2 separate regions of the Homo sapiens genome follow, and region 1 is linked to region 2. The links are chromatin contacts, found by Hi-C or POLR2A ChIA-PET in ENCODE. All regions are on one chromosome and are shown on one strand. The core of a region is the stretch at or near the end of the contact, and the rest is flanking DNA. Distances in the headings are between cores, read along the strand shown. Region 1 overlaps LINC02505 (long intergenic non-protein coding RNA 2505). Region 2 overlaps DTHD1 (death domain containing 1).

Evidence for each region. A loop is a pair of places that touch in the nucleus more often than their neighbours do. ChIA-PET counts read pairs that join two places held with the same protein, here RNA polymerase II (POLR2A). Pooled maps may share reads with other maps.
Region 1: a loop to region 2 is called in a pooled map, with 30 times the contacts of the local background. The contact joins two enhancer-like sites. A Hi-C loop is called at or near these places in 7 of 37 single-sample maps with no recorded cell type and 8 of 50 pooled maps. POLR2A ChIA-PET finds 5 or more read pairs at or near these places in 1 of 52 experiments (naive thymus-derived CD8-positive, alpha-beta T cell).

The regions. Positions count from the first base shown.
Region 1 is chr4:36,550,222-36,553,047 of GRCh38, forward strand. The region is part of intron 3 of LINC02505 (long intergenic non-protein coding RNA 2505); the gene reads right to left. Among named protein-coding and RNA genes, the nearest start is that of LINC02505, 90 kb to the right of the region's middle. Within about 2 kb of position 1,555, at least 3 of the 41 ENCODE cell types and tissues checked have a DNase peak (open chromatin) inside an H3K27ac peak, as active enhancers do.
Region 2 is chr4:36,321,484-36,324,620 of GRCh38, forward strand. The region is part of intron 8 of DTHD1 (death domain containing 1); the gene reads left to right. Among named protein-coding and RNA genes, the nearest start is that of DTHD1, 41 kb to the left of the region's middle. Within about 2 kb of position 1,593, at least 5 of the 41 ENCODE cell types and tissues checked have a DNase peak (open chromatin) inside an H3K27ac peak, as active enhancers do.

The sequences.
Region 1 (2,826 bases), core at 305-2,804, 230 kb after region 2:
AGCCCCATTAGTAATAAAAAATAATATTAATGATATTTATGAAGTACTCACTCTGAAATTGTAGATGTGCAGGACACTATAGGCTTTATTTCATTTAATCTTAACAACACTATGACATAAATATTAGAATTGTTCCCACTCTACAGATGAAGAGATTAAAATAAAGGATAAAATAATAAAAATGGCATTGCTTCCTGAGCTAGAATGTATTCAAGTGGCGAGTTCCAGAGTGCCCACAGCTAACCACTTAGCTGTACTGTTCCCAAACACTTCACTTGAAAAAGAAAGGAAGTACCATGTAGAACTTTCTCATATCATAAGTATTTTGCACCAAATTGTACATTACATTCCTCAAATAATTCACAGAATCACTCATCAAAGATAAGTTCTATCTTTCAGGAGCTTCATGTGCACATGTAAATTCAAATCTACCTTTGCATCCACACAATTATTTTTTTAAAAGTAAGAATGAATGCTAGTGTCTTAGTCCATCCAGGATGCTATAAAAAGCACTATGAACTAGGTGGCTTATAAACAACAGAAACTCATTTCCCAGAGTTCTGAAGCCTGGGAAGTTCAAAGTCAAAGTGCTAGTAGAGGTGATGTCTGGTGAGGACCGTATTCTAGGCTGCAGACTGACAACTTTTCATTGCATTCTCACATGGCAGAAAGATGGTGAGAGACCTCTCTGGGGTTCCTTTTATAAGAGCATGAATCTCACTCATGAGAGCTCCACCCTCATGACTTTATCATCTTTCAAAGGCCCCCACCTCCTAATACCATAATATTGGTGAATAAGTTTTAATATATGGATTTCAGAGAGTGGTGGAGAGAAACATTCAGATTGTAGCAGGTAGTAAAGACAATGGGAAAAAGATAGAAGACAGAGATAAATGAAGAACCAGCTCAGCCCCTCTTATTCCCAGACCAAACTGAGGGTCAGGCTGCTCTTTCCTGTGGCCCAATAACTGGATGCAGATGAACTGGGGAGGAAGAGAGTTTTTATTTCTGTAACCAGTTACAGGGAGAAGGCCTGAAAATTATTGCCAGGCCAACTCAAAATTACAAAGTTTCCCAGAGCTCATATAACCTTCTAAGCTGTATGTCTATGTGTAAGTGTGGATTCACCTAAAGACATATGGGATTAACTTCTTTTAATCTATAACTAAGGTCTGAGTCCTGAAGACCCTCCTCTGGAGCCTCAGTAAATTTACTTAATCTAAAGGGGCCCAGGTGCTGGGGTGATTATCTTGTCTCCTGCTAAATCACGGAGGTTTGGGGAGTTCTTTCAGGCTTACAACAAACTTGTTTTTGGAGGCCTGGGGAGTTTCTTCAGACCCACAATAAAACTTGTTTAATCCTAAATGGGTCCTGTTAAGAATTCCTTCTTTATTTTTTCATGCTTTAAGGCCAAGGAAAAGCTTAGGCAAAACTCTTGGTGGGCTCTTTGTTACATTCCAGCCTTTGTATAAGGGCACTGGCTTTTAGTATTTAACTTAACCACTTAGTCAGTACTGAAAGAGTTGTTATGCGTTAGTGAAACCTGGCCTGCCACGCTCTCTTCTCTTTCACAGTGAGTTGAACCAAGGTGATGATTTATAAAGGTATGTGGGAAGTCCCAACATGCTTATGAACATGCTGTTAAAAATGTTCATTTCTGGGAATTGAACCTCAAAGTCCTGATTAAACTTTTTAGCTTATTTCCTAAAGTCCAGTGTGCCGCAAGGCTTTGTAGAGGTTGTATTTGAACAAAGTCTAAGATGGGCTAGGGAGATAACCAGGATGAAAGAAAAATGAAGCTTTGCTCTCTTTCCTTTTTCTTAGTTGGGGACAGGTAATTTTGTAAGAAAAGACATGTTTGAAAGATGAATGAGTCATTTTGCGGGTGATATTGGCAAGAACATTTAGCTTCCTGTGACCACATAGCAATGTTCTTAAAACAGGTTTTGATGTTCAGAGATGAAAGTACCTAACATAGAAAGAGGCATGAATATTCTTGAAAAGAGCTCATATTAACACTAAGTATGTTATCAGGATTATTTTACAAATGATCAAGGCTGCAGTTCCCACTTCCCATATTTCAGTTCATTCCCTGCCAGCATTCTTTGAATTAATTGATACTATCATATTCTATCAATTCTAAGACACTTGAGTTTTCCACATATTACCATCTCGAAAATAGAAATGCATTTTGTAGTTGGCATCATGTGATTGTAAATTGGCAGTTGTTTTTTTTCCTTCCTTTTTCAGGGAAACAAAATAATGAAGTCTCATAATCAGTGCTATCTTCAGATTAATGACATTCTCTATTCAGGAGGTAAAAGGAGACAGTGCTGTTTTTTTGTGTTATTTCTATAAACACAATAACTTATATTGTATGATTCAGAGGGCACTAAACAACTGATTGTAATCTCTGATTATCACACATGACGCCTGACATTCCAAGACTAGTAACCGATTCTTTAAAAGTAAATATTGTTTATTCCTAAAGCTTTAACTCTGAATACTATCTCGTTTGGCAATACTTTGGACTAATCTCTAGGATCCAGAAATCCATGGTTATAATTCACAGTTTCATAAACCTAAAATTGTGTGTGTTAACACTTTTGTGTGTGTATGTGTATATAGCAGATACTTTTAATTCCCTGCCCATATCCTCTTGGCATTAATTTTCACACACACCTGATTGTTTACATGAAAAACTGCAAATTTTTTGAGGGTTTTTTAATATTATGTGTGCACATTTTACTTGCACCTAAAGCAAGCCACAAGTGCTTGGGAGATAATGATCATAGAAGCAGCCTTTGAAAATTATGGAAGGGGCAT
Region 2 (3,137 bases), core at 343-2,842:
GATAATCTGTCACTGTCTCCCATCACCCCCAGCTGGGAACTTCTAGTTGCAGGAAAACAAGCTCAAGGCTCCCGCTGATTCTACATTATGGTATATAATTATTTCATTATATATTACAATATAATAATAATAGAAATAAAGAGCACAATAAATTTAACTTGCCTGAATCATCCTGAAACCATCCCTCCAACATGGAAAAATGGTCTTCTACGAAACTGGTTCCTGGTGGCAAAATAGTTGGGGACTACTGCCTTAAAGCATTAGTCAAATCATCTCATGCCTCTGCCCCAAACCCTTCAGTGGCTCCCAGCTTCCATCAGAATAAAGGCTCTGTGTGAACTTGGCCCTCACTGACTCCAAGGCATTCTCTGCTCTACTCGCCTCCTCACTTATTCAACCACAGTGACCCTCTTGAGTTTTTGGAATATGCCACACCTGCTTCTGCTTTAGGTCTTTGTGTTAGTGATTCCCCTTGCTGGAATGTTCTTCCATCAGATATCTGCATGTCTGTTACCCTTACCTCCTTCAGTTCTTTGCTGAAACTTCACCTTCTCTCTGTGGTTTACCCTGACTCTAACATTGCAATCTACTCTTACCCTGCAACCTGACATTCCTAATCCTCTTTAATCTGCCCTATTTTTTCCCTCTAAGTCATTTCTCCGTTTTTACATGTGTTTCTTCATTTGTACATTTCTTGCAGAAAAACCCTCTCTTCCATAACTAGAAAGTAAGCTCTGTGAAGACGGGGAACATTTTTTGTTCACTGCCAAATCACAAGTACCTAGAATGGTGTCAGGCATAAGTTAGATGCTCAATAAACATGAGTGAATGGGTATATATAAATAGAACTTGCATTTTATGGACCAAAAATGTGAGGAGGACAGTGAGAAGTGCCAAGGAAGAAAATAAATTAGCATTAGAAGATGGACAGAATTGGTGGTGTGAGTTGGTAGGTGGGATAGCTAGGGAAGACCTCACTGTGGAGGGGACTACCGAGCTGAGGAGCAACCGGAGACCAGAACCTTCCTGTATGGCCAGGAGAGCATCCAAGTGGGAGACGCAGCAAGTTCCAAGACTCCGAGACGGGCACGCATTTCAAGTCAAGGACTCGAAGGAAGGCTGTGATGGTCAGTGCGCATGTGAGGGCCACAGAAAGATGATGAGGTTTGTAAGATAGTAAGCGTCCTGGTGATACTTCATATTCTATATAATCTTCTGAAAATGATCCCACAAACAATATATTTGAAAATATGTGGCTGAAAAGAATAATGATTCACCACTAAATCTTTCTGAAGTTGTGCCTCAGCCTTTCTCCTTTCACAAAATGTTCAAGTAAATTCAGTTCACACTGCACATAATTGTATTTTGGCAGAAACAAGGCAAGTTTCAAAAAACTCTCAAAGGTTTTTTAGATGGAAGGGAGTGGAGAGAATATTTTGTGCATGTGTGCGTGCGTCTGAAGTCACGCCAGATAGGTGACTATATGCCATTTGCTTATTTGTGCTAACTTGGGTTGTGACTGCTTTTGACTCCTTCCTCCTACTTAGAGGTTTTGTTTTGAAGGAAAGAAGGGCTCCAGATCTGACTGCTGTCACCTATTCGAGGCTGGAGTTTCCCAGTAAAACCTAACCCACACATTTACGTAAGCCATCTGTTGACCCAAGTTTTGCTTAGCCTGAACTTCCTGGATTATTATTTTTTTAAACTGAACTCCTGACATGTGATTTCTAGTAAATAATGATACTGCTTCAACACTTTCTTTCTCACCACATTAAATAACTTGCTGTGTCAAAGGGAGGAAGCAGGCAGATGGCAGTGCAAGAATCAGTTCGTCAGAATCGCCACTTTCACCACTTTGGATTTCATTACCATCTCACTGCTCTGCTAGGGATAATGTTGTTCCTATATTATTTTTTCCACCAATATGAAATACCAAAGCAATTTTGACTAGATAAATGAGATGATTCTGAACCATTAAAAAATGTTTACATCCAAAAGCATTTTAATTCTACTCAGACTTCTCAGTTGCAGTAATTTTACAAAATTATATTAGGGTTGAAGGATCAAATGGAACTTATTATGTTATTGCTAGGTATTTTAAAAAGCAGATTGAAAGAGCACATTAGAAGAAATTCCTATAAGAAAAATCAGGATTTTGTTTTGTTTTGCTTTGTTCTTGCTGTGGTTTTTGAGGGAATAGTGCCCACATTGTGATTGTTAAGTTTTCCATAACTTAGTGTCATGCTTTCTATACTAGAGTTAATTCCAGTAACATGTTTGGTGCATCATGTCCCTTCCCCTATCAATTACAGAAGAAAGCCACTAGGTTCTTGGTAAGTAGAAATATTATGTTAATTTTTTAACCTCTAAAAGTTTCCAAAATCTTCTCACTCTTTCCAATGAGAAGGATGGATGGAGAAGGGAGAACTCTGGCACTCCATGCATCTCCCTTACATGTTATCCTCATGTCTGCAGTTCCACTTTCCTACAGGCAACCAGAATGACCTTCAAAGCCACAATTTTGACCATGTCACTAAGAGGAACATGAGGGGAAAATGAACAAAGCTGGTTTAGTCAGAAACAGGATCCTGTGTTCTTTTTTGGAAAGTACTTTGACAACCAGTTTAATGAGAAGAGATTATTTCCCTTCTCCTCCCCCCCATTCCTTTCTCTTGTTCCCTTTCCCTTTTCTTTTTCCTTTCCCCTCCACTCTCCTCCCCTTATCTCTTCCTCTGCACCTTCTTTTTCCTGTCCCTTCTCCCCTTTCTCCTTCTCTGGCCCCTCTCAACGCCTCCCTCCTCCTTCCTCCTTCAACTCTTGGCTTTAAAAGATAAGGTTTTCTCTGTTTAGAGGGCAGTATAACTAAACAGGAATTGGGCACTGTATCGTTATAGGGCTTTTGATTTTTCTTTTACAAAGGAAGCACAGATATTCCTGCCTATCTAAATAAATTTGATAATTAAAATTTCATTGATGTGTTTGCACTTATTCTCTTAAAACTGTAACATTTAATAAGTAAAAAGTTATGCTCATTAACTCAAACAGATTTTAGTTTATGAACTTCAACTGTTTTTGTTTTTATTTTTTCTTCTGTAGATGTATTATATCAGTCAACACGTTAATTTAGCAACCACAAA